Regions from separate parts of the Homo sapiens genome. Here region 1 is linked to region 2. Evidence: chromatin loops called from intact Hi-C (ENCODE). Cell type or tissue: IMR-90. All regions are shown on one strand.

Region 1 (5,000 bases), 280 kb after region 2:
ACTAAAAACAAAAACCATATGATCATCCCAATAGACCCAGAAAAGGCTTTCAATAAAATTCAACATCCCTTCATATTAAAAACCTTCAACAAACTAGGCATTAAAGAAGCATACTTCAAAATAGTAAGAGCCATCTATGAAAAACCCACAGGCAGCATCATACTGGATGGGCAAAAGCTGGAAGCATTCCCCTTGAAAACTGGAACAAGACAAGCAGGTTCTCTCTCACCACTCCTATTCCACATAATACTGAAAGTCCTAGCCAGAGCAATTAGTCCAGGGAAATAAATAAAAGGCATCCAAACAGGAAGAGGAAGTCAAACTATACCTGTTTGCAGATGATATGATTCTCTGCCTAGAAAACCTCATAGTCTCTGCCCAAAAGCTCCTTTATCTGATAAACAACTTTAGTAAAGTTTCGGGATACAAAATCAATGTACAAAAATCAGTAGTATTTCTATACACCAACAGTATTCACGCTAAGGGCCAAATCAAGAACCTAATTTTCTTCACAGTAGCCACAAAAAGAATAAAATGCCTAGGAATACAGATAGCCAAGGAGGTAAAAGATCTCTACAAAGAGAATTATGAAACACTGCTCAAAGAAATCAGAGATTACACAAACAAATGGAAAAACATTCCATGTTCATAGATAGGAAAAATCAATATTGTTAAAATGGCCATACCGCTCAAAGCAATTTACAGATTCAATGCTATTCCTATCAAACTACCAATGACATTCTTCACAGAATTAGAAAAAAATATTCTAAAATTCAGATGAAACCAAAAAAGACCCTGAATGGCCAAGGCAATCCTAAGCAAAAAGAACAAAGCTGGAGACATTACATTACTTGACTTCAAACTATATTATAAGGCTACAGTAACCAAAACAGCATGGTACCGGTAAACACACACACACACACACACACACACACACACCAGTGGAACAGAATAGAGAGCTGAGAAATAATGCTGCATATCTATAACCATCTGACCTGAGACAAAATCAACAAAAAACTAGCAATGGGGAAAGGACTCCTTATTCAATAAATGTTCCTGGGATAACTGGCTAGCCATCTGCAGACAATTGAAACTGGACGCCTTCCTTACACCACATATAAAAATCAACCCAAGATGGATTAAAGGTTTAAATGTAACACCTAAAACTATAAAAACCCTGGACAATAACCTAGGAAATACCATTCTGGACATAAGATCTGGCCAAAATTTCATGCCCAAGACACCAAAAACAATTGAAACAAAAACAAAATTGACAAATGGGATCTAATTAAACTTAAGACCTTCTGCCCAACAAAAGAAACTATCAACAGAGTAAACAGACAACCGACAGAATGGGAGAAAATTTTTACAAACCATGCATCCAACAAAGGTCTAATATCCAGAATATGTAAGTAACTTACAGATTTATAAGCAAAGAACAGTTGTATTAAAAAGTGGGCAAAGGACATGAAGAGACACTTTTCTACAGAAGGCATAACATGGCCAATAAGCATATGAAAAAATGCCCAACATCACTAATTATTAGAAAAATGCAAATCAAAACCACAATGAGATATACAATCTCACACCAACCAGAATGGGTATTATTAAAAAGTCAAAAATTAACAGATGATGGTAAGATTGAAGAGAAAAAAGAACACTGAATACACGCTGGTGGGAATGTAAATTAGTTCAGCTATTGCAGAAAGCAGTTTGGTGATTTCTCAAAGAACTTAAAACACAATTACCATTTAACCTAGCAGTCCCATTATTAGGCTCATACCCAAAGAAATATAAATCGTTCTACAGCAAAGTCACATGCATTCATATGTTCATCACAGCACTATTTACAACAGCAAAGACATGGAAACATCCTGAATGCCCATCAGTGGTGGACTGGATAAAGCAAATGTGGTTCATATAAACCATAGAATACTGTGCGGCCATAAAAAAGAATAAGATTATGTCCTTTGCAGCAACATCAGTGGAGCTGGAGGCCATTATTCTAAGCAAACTAACACAGGAACAGAAAACCAAATACCACATGTTCTCACTTAGAAGTGGGAGCTAAACATTGAGTACATATGGACACAAAGAAGGCAACAACAGACACCAGTGCCTACTTGAGGGTGGAGGGTGGGAGGAGGGTGAGGATGGAAAAACGAGTACTATGCTGATTGCCCGGGTGACAAAATAATGTGTACACCAAATCCTCACAACATGCAATTTATTTACCCATATAACAAACCTGCACATGAACCCCTGAACCTAAAATGAAAGTGAAAAAAAAAGAGAGGAGAAATAAAACAAATAAAATGAAGAGTATGTGCTGGAGCAGTAAGAGGAAACTCGGCAAGCACTGATTCAGAACCCTGCCTTAGAGCAAAACTCTAGCAGTCCCAGAGTGAGTCAGTGAGATCCAAAAGGCCCATTTCTGAGAGACAGATGAGTAACTCTCTCCAGAAGCCACCAACGTGGATATTATTGAGTTTAGATTTTCTGAAGCAAACTGAGAGAGATTTATCTTTTCTGGGTCTGGTGGTTTTAAATTTTTGAAACCATAGCCTCAAAGACAGGAAAACAGAATCGTCAGTCAGAGGGGGCCACCCATGCAAAAGCGTGAAGCCTCTAGCCAGGCCATTTATTCTGGTCGTGTCTTTGGGCACAAGACAATTGTTTGGGATGAAAACTTGGGAATCCACAGCAAGTGTAACATAATATAGACATTATTGTGAAGGAAAGTTTGCTTTTCTAGTGATCAGGCTTTCCGATAATCAAAGGGGTGATGTGACCAAGCCGTATAATATGGGGTTCCTTTTGGCAAAATTGCTCAGCGAACTATGTAGATGAAATGTCTTTCTCTTCATAGGATATTTTAGAATTTAGTTTACTATAAAGTATGAACTCTAAAGTTAATAAACAGGGTGGCACTTGGTGCCAAGGATTAAATATTTACTGGTAAAACATACAGTGATGAAAAGGATTTTCAAACAGGCAATAAATCATATGGTCTGAGCTCTGTATTAAATATTCTTTTTACCAGGGAAAAAAATAAAATTTAGCCCAAGAAAAAAATTAACCCATTGTTGTGGCTCCCTGGGGCTGAACTTATCAAGAACCAGTAAATATTCCTTTGAAAAACCAGGTAAATAGCAAGATTTTATTTAATCTTTGTAATGATTCATTTCTTTAGTGAAATAAAGAATGTTAACATCCCATCCTTCAGGTACCCATGGTTGATTCTTCCTTCCACAGGCCTCTCCCTTCCAGCCTTTCCTATTTTACCCACCTGGTCTACTTTTAAGAGTCCAATGGTTAAGAGCACATGTCCTACCGCAAGTCTGTCTGGGTTCAAATTCTGATTGCCAATTCCTAGCTGTGTTACTTAACCTTTCTGTTCTTCAATTTACTTATCCACAAAAGCAATATATTAATAGTACCACCCTATAAGCTTCTGTAAGAACTAAATGATTAAACGAGTTAATATGTACACAAAAGCACTTAGAACAGTCTAGAAAGTAGTAAATTCTTCATATTATTATCCTTTATCCTCCTTTTTAATTATCCAAATATTTTCCATCTTTCAAAACCCAGTTTAATTCTGTAATGAGCTTTCTTTGGTTAATGCAAACCTTCCCTAAATATGCATATCCTTTTAGGCCTGCACCTGTCTTTTTTGATATCTAATTGCATCTTATGCACTATCCCAAATTGTTTTATGATTTTCCTAACAGATCAATCTCCTAAATAGAGGACAAGGAATAACTTTTTAAAAATTTCTTTCATCTGGATATGCCTTTAGGAAAAGGATGACATCAATAGTAGCGTCCACAAATTTTGCATTTATGGAAAGCATACTATGTGCATTCTGCAGAAAACTGAGCACACAGTTTTCCCCCATCCTCCAACCTGAATAGTGAGAGAGGTGGGTGCAGGGTGTAAATCATGTTTCCTGTGTGTTGGCTGACACTTGGCCTGAATAGATATGCTCTTGATAAACCATTATTTAAGATTGGTCGGTGGATGGATGGTTGGATGGATGAATGGATTAATATAGGACCTGAGGGGGAAAAAATCCTGAAGAACAAAAGAGAAGACTTTGCCTCTGGAAATGATTTACTATGGAAAGCAGGAGTACATTTTAGAAGATATCTGCTTCACATTATCTGTAAGGCACAGGAAAAGACTATGAAAAAAGAATGAGTTGAGATAAAAACCCAACAGGCAAGATGTTGGTTAGGAATATTGAGTCAAGACATTCATTGTAGTTGGAAAGTGGAGGAAAAAAGAAGGCCACAGAGGCACAAAGAGGGAAACAGAGAGAGGAGGACAGAGAAAGAGAGAGAAACTGATACTGTAATACTGCTCCGCATTGTAATTCTATTTCGTTTAAACGCAGCATTCATGGAGAGCTGCTAAGTGCTTTTCTATAGCCTGAAACTTGTGTTCCTAATTAGACTTATTTATGCACAACACTAAGAACATGCAACTGGTGGAGACAATAGAAAGAAACGGGGGAGCAATCAAAGGTCAATGCTTTGCCTGGGTTAATAGAGATAATAGTGGCTGAGTGCTATGTTCTCCACTTTCTTTATCATCGTGAAGACAAAAAACCCTACTCAGCATAATATAAAATCATAGGTCATGATCAAGATCATTTGAGACATATCCCTGGAGCTTCAAGATAGGGAGGCATTCTTTCAAATCACATCCAAAATGATTTTAAAATAGGTCTCCAGAGGGGTAGATTCTAGTGTGATAAATAGGACCTGCAAATGGAACTATTCTGCCAATCATATTTCTACCTGAAATCCTATATACTGTGAAGGGGATTCAACAAGTGAAAGTAAGGTACAGATTGGTGAGAAGATCTCACGTGAAACTCAATGCGTGGAAAGTTGTAAGACCTGAATTTTAGTTCCATCCTTTTCTGTTAATTTCTTCAGCAATTCTACCCCAGTCATCAAATTTCTGAGGCTTGTTTTCTGGAGCATGAAAAG
Region 2 (5,000 bases):
GCCATCCACCTGCCTTTTCTTAATGTTCCCTCTATCTTCTGGGCTTTCTCACACACTTCAGCTTCTACCTAGTACTTTCTCCACTACACCTTCCAAACTCCATCCCTCATCCTTCACATCCCATCCTAGAAGTCATTTTCTCTGGAAAGTTTTCACCCCAACCTCTACCAGCGCTAAGACTAGCTTCCCCACCTAGGCGCTTTCATGTCATTCTGAGCTTACCTCGTATTAGCATTTATCTTCCAGTGTTGTGCTCATATTTGAATATGAGATTCTAGAGCTGCACCATTCAACAAGGTAGCCACTCATCATATGTGGCTATTTCAATTTCAATTAATTAATATTAAGTAAAAGTAAAAATTTAGTTCCTCAGTTGCATTGCTCACATCGCAAGTTCTCAATAGCCACATGCAACTGGTGGCCACTCTGTTGAACAGCACAGATATAGAACACATCTATCACTGAGAAACTTCCATTGGATAGTGCCACTCCAGAAGATAAATGCTATGTTTTGCTTGTTATTTTATCCTCCAGACTTGCAGCCCTTTCTTAACTGGGGTTTGCTATGTGAACCACAGAGAACAAAGATATGATTTGAATGCTATTTCCTCAATTCTCCCAAGAATGATATATTAAAAATACAATTTTACATGCAAAGGAAGGAAAATAATTCATCACGGGTAAAGACGCTCAGAGCATTAGGGTTCAATTCTAGCATAAAACCCTGGTCAGGAAAGTCTACGATAGCCTACCACAATGCTTGGCATCAAAAGTACTTCGTAAGTGTCCGCTGAATGAATATCACACCTGGACACATAAAGACAATTAGTTTTCTTAATTTTTACCTAGATGTGTAAAGTCATGTAGGAGACATGTCTTTAGCTTCCAAAGGGCCCCTTCTCTAGAGAATGTGATAGACAATTTTTTAAAATTTCATCCTAAGGATAGGTGAATTGTATTGCAGCAAAATATTACCTATTATTTCACTTTCTTTTGACGTTATACAGACCAAAAAAAGAAGAGAATTGAGCTCTTATTAAGTGAATGAGATGAACATAAAAATGATTAAAGTAGATACAGCCATCTACTTTGATATGCCCTATATCTTTTAGTAATTGGCCAAAGTTTCCTAAAAATATTAACTATTTACTGAGCACCTACTACGTGCTGGGCACTTTGTTCAGGTTTGAGGATACAGGAAGGAACAAGATGGACACAATTCTCACACTCATAATAGATAACATTAATATGATTATTTCAGTTCCTTACTGCACTGTATCCAAAGCATGAGTTTTAAACCCTGGCTGTATATCGTAACCACCTGGGGAGTTTTGAAAATACTGATACCTGGGACAGATTCTGACTTAGTTGGTGTGAGTGTGGCCTAGGAATTTGAATTTTCTAAAGCTCCGCTGGAGATTGGAATGTGCAGGCAAAGTTGAGAACTGTTGACTTACGGGAACATAATCTTAGACTCAGCTCAGAAAATCGAGAGTTTTTGGTATCAATAATTGATAGCATATTAGAAGGAAAACCATCTGTTTAACACAGTTTTGTTTATTCCTCAGAATATAAACTGATACTTAACAGTTACTGAGTTGTCCAGGTCAAACAGCCAGGTCATGATTGAGATAAGACCTGACCCCCAGGTTTCTGATTTTAACACAACACTCTTCCTGCTACACTAACTATCTCAGGGAAATGGAAAATATAATTATTTTCAAATCAAGAGACAACCAATATCCACTGTAGTCATAATTTTTAACAGCAAAATTGAATTTGGACCAATTTGAATCCCATATACTCAAATAATTCTGCTAATCTGCTAATCAAACGTGAAAATGCAGCTCCTTTAAAAATATCCATATATATATGTATATATATATGTATACATATACATATACATATATATACACATATATATGCCCATAACGAGGGTACAGAGGATGCTCATTTCTCCAGGAATCCTGAGCACATTTTTACAAATTCAAAAATCAATATACATATATTAAACTCCACTAGAAGGATATTTTGCCTTTAAACTTGAATAACTCAATAGCAGAAATGGTAGTGGGAAGGCAAAATTAAAAATTGCATTGTGCTCCCACATTATCTGTCCCCACCCAACTTATTATATTCCATTCCATTCCATTTCACATTTCACAGTACAGGTAAAATTGACACTCTGTCCCCATGAGAAAAGTTCATATTAAAAAATAACCACTATAAAAAATAGTTACTTCTCACAGTTACCACCATGCATCGCTTTTAGATTCTACTCATAGATCAAGAGAATCCTGGAACTCTGTCGTCAAATCTGCTCTTCTTCATCCATGTAAAAACCACATAGTGAAAATGTGCCGTTCCATATTTTAAAGGCATCAAAATAAAACTAATGTCCACATGCTTCCTTCAAAATGGATTTCAGTGTTTGAGATTCCACACAGTTGGGAAATTCTTATTTCTATTCCAAATCCCTCACGCTGTAGTTTAATCCCATTTTCTCTTGTTCCCTGTGGAGAGAAAGAACAGCCGGCCTCCATTCTTTTAAACTCAATCCCTTCATGTCCTTAAAGACAACTACCTCCCAGCCTTCTCTTCTCTGGAATAAATAAGAACAGTTCCTATCAGGAAAACGTCTCTCTTGGATTGTGCATATTCCCTGCCATATCACAGATATTCATGCTCATCACATAATGCTCATAGCTAAAACAAGCCAAGGCCAAGAGCAAAAACAAGCAAATGTATCATTGTTTTCATGAATGAAGTTACAGAACCAATAATAGACACTGAATAAATAGTTGAAAATGATGATCTTCCAATAATTGTGTGCCAAAATTATCATAATTTCTTTTACAAGTATTGGCAATGTGTTGCTTTTAGAGAGGTGAATTAAAAATTAAATGATTAGGTTTCAATTTCTTTTATGCAAGTTCTCCCCATGCCCTGCAATGGAATATTCCATTCAGCATTCCACAGCAGGAACCACCATTGCTTTGACAAAAATAGATACAGTATTGGAACATTCAGTCAATGGAGTAATCCAATTGTCTGAACATTCTTTTCTGCTTTGTCATTTACATTTTAATAAATCCCAGAATATGTCAAGCTGTATCCAGTCGTACCAAGTGTAGCTAACCACATGCAGTTACCAGATGCAATGAGGGAATCATAACATGCAACTCCTACAATGAATCAACATTTGGTTTGTGTATATTTTTAGGCTCCTACATTTTAAATAGGGATACTTTTAAAAATGAAAAATAGATATTTTGAAAAATCTGTTAGTATATTGTATATTCAGCTTTTACAAAGGAAGTTGTGGGCAAAGGGTGCACTATTTAATTGATCTAGGAATTCTGGCATCTGCTAACCTCAAGGAAAACACTATATATAGATAACAACAATGTGGAATGTCAAATTATTATTTTATGCGTATTTCTCTGCCAGTTTACTCTCTCTTCATTTAGGAGACTCAGATAAATATATATATAATATACATGATATATCATGTATATTATATATATATATATATATATATTTTTTTTTTTTTTAGACTGAGTCTTGCTCTGTCGCCCAGGCTGGAGTGCAGTGGCATGATCTTGGCTGACTGCAACCTTTGCCTCCTGGGTTCAAGCGATTCTTCTGCCTCAGCCTCCCAAGTAGCTGGGACTACAGGTGTGAGCCACTGCACCCAGCCTCAATTTTTGTATTTTTAGCACAGACAGGGTTTCACCATATTGACCAGGCTGGTCTCGAACTCCTGACCTCATGATCCACCCGCCTCAGGCTCCCAAAGTGCCAGGATTACAGACATGAGTCACCGTGCCCAGCCGATAATCATATTTTAAAGACATTTGACATTTGACATTCCATGATGTCAAGACTTCAGGCAAACCAGTCCTAAAAGATGTGTGTGTGTGTGTGTGTGTGTGGGTTTATTAACTTATATACATAACTTAGTCCATGCATATATCAGCCACCAAGTTTTTCAACACTTTGAGAAGTTGGTTATCCTGGCTTAAAAGATCCTAGTGAATTTTTACTAGGATGATGAAAATAATGATGAAATGAGCCTCAGCGTGTTGGGTTGGGGATCCCTAAGTGGCAGGTACATGCTTAGAAAGGAGGGTTGTCCAAAGATGAAACTATTAAAACTAGTCTCTCCTAGTAAAAATCACATGGGACATTACACTTGGCTCTGGTTATACCCTTTGTACATAACTATCTAAGTCACTTAATTTCCCACATTAGATAAGTGCCATTTTAGGTTTTTTCCTCTCAACTTTCTGATTATTACCCTTTGGGATAATGACTGCCGAAAGTCCCAGGTCATTTACTGACATCAGGTAAATCCAATTAGGGTTAAACTTGTGATATACTCAAGGACTAAAAGGAACCACAAAAAATTTTTTTTGTTTCTTTTCTTGCTGGTGCTTAGAGCAGTGTAAATGCTTGCCACAGGGATTGTGAGCAGTGCACCATGATTATTACAGTACCCAGCATTAGGTATTGTGTTGAGGAGGCTATATCATTGCTTACCAATAGTGGGAGGGAGAAAATTAAAAGTGCAGTAGCACTGTAATACACAAGTATTACAGAGTTTTTCCTTACTCTGCTCATAGTGTGATAACTGGTAGGTTCAGTGGAAAAGTAGGAACGAGCCAATGGTAGAATAATCACACTATCTAGAAAAGGACCTCTGCAACTTATCTTGAAGGCCTCTAGAAAAGGACCTCTGCAACTTCCCCACGCACTTGGAGTAACAGCAACACTTGCTCTCATAAACTACTATCGTGATTGTAGACTATGACTTATTCAACGAACTTGAATTAATAAACTAAGCAATCAACATTAGGGAGAGTTTGGGGAGGAATGTTAGACAGTGAAGGTCAAGAGACACATGTTCAAAGTTTCATTTTCGTGAATCAAAGGGGCTATGTTATAGATCTAACTCTATCGATAATTATTTTCTTTACAATTTCCATAGTAGAGTTAGC

The links. Peaks named below come from ENCODE experiments on the same cell type or tissue, not always from the same donor. Only the 100,000 strongest peaks of a DNase experiment are listed, where the experiment ranks them.
Region 1: it touches region 2 in a loop (2.2-fold over the local background); 3 of 110 quality-filtered maps call a loop at or near these places.

Annotation. Positions count from the first base shown.
Region 1 is chr11:121,807,913-121,812,912 of GRCh38, reverse strand. No RefSeq gene overlaps it. Among named protein-coding and RNA genes, the nearest start is that of MIR125B1, 290 kb to the left of the region's middle. In IMR-90, no CTCF peak of the experiment used is centred here; a DNase peak (open chromatin) is centred at 2,402; H3K27ac peaks cover 521 bases.
Region 2 is chr11:122,083,529-122,088,528 of GRCh38, reverse strand. It overlaps a transcript of MIR100HG not described here. Among named protein-coding and RNA genes, the nearest start is that of MIR125B1, 14 kb to the left of the region's middle. In IMR-90, no CTCF peak of the experiment used is centred here; a DNase peak (open chromatin) is centred at 3,068; H3K27ac peaks cover 200 bases.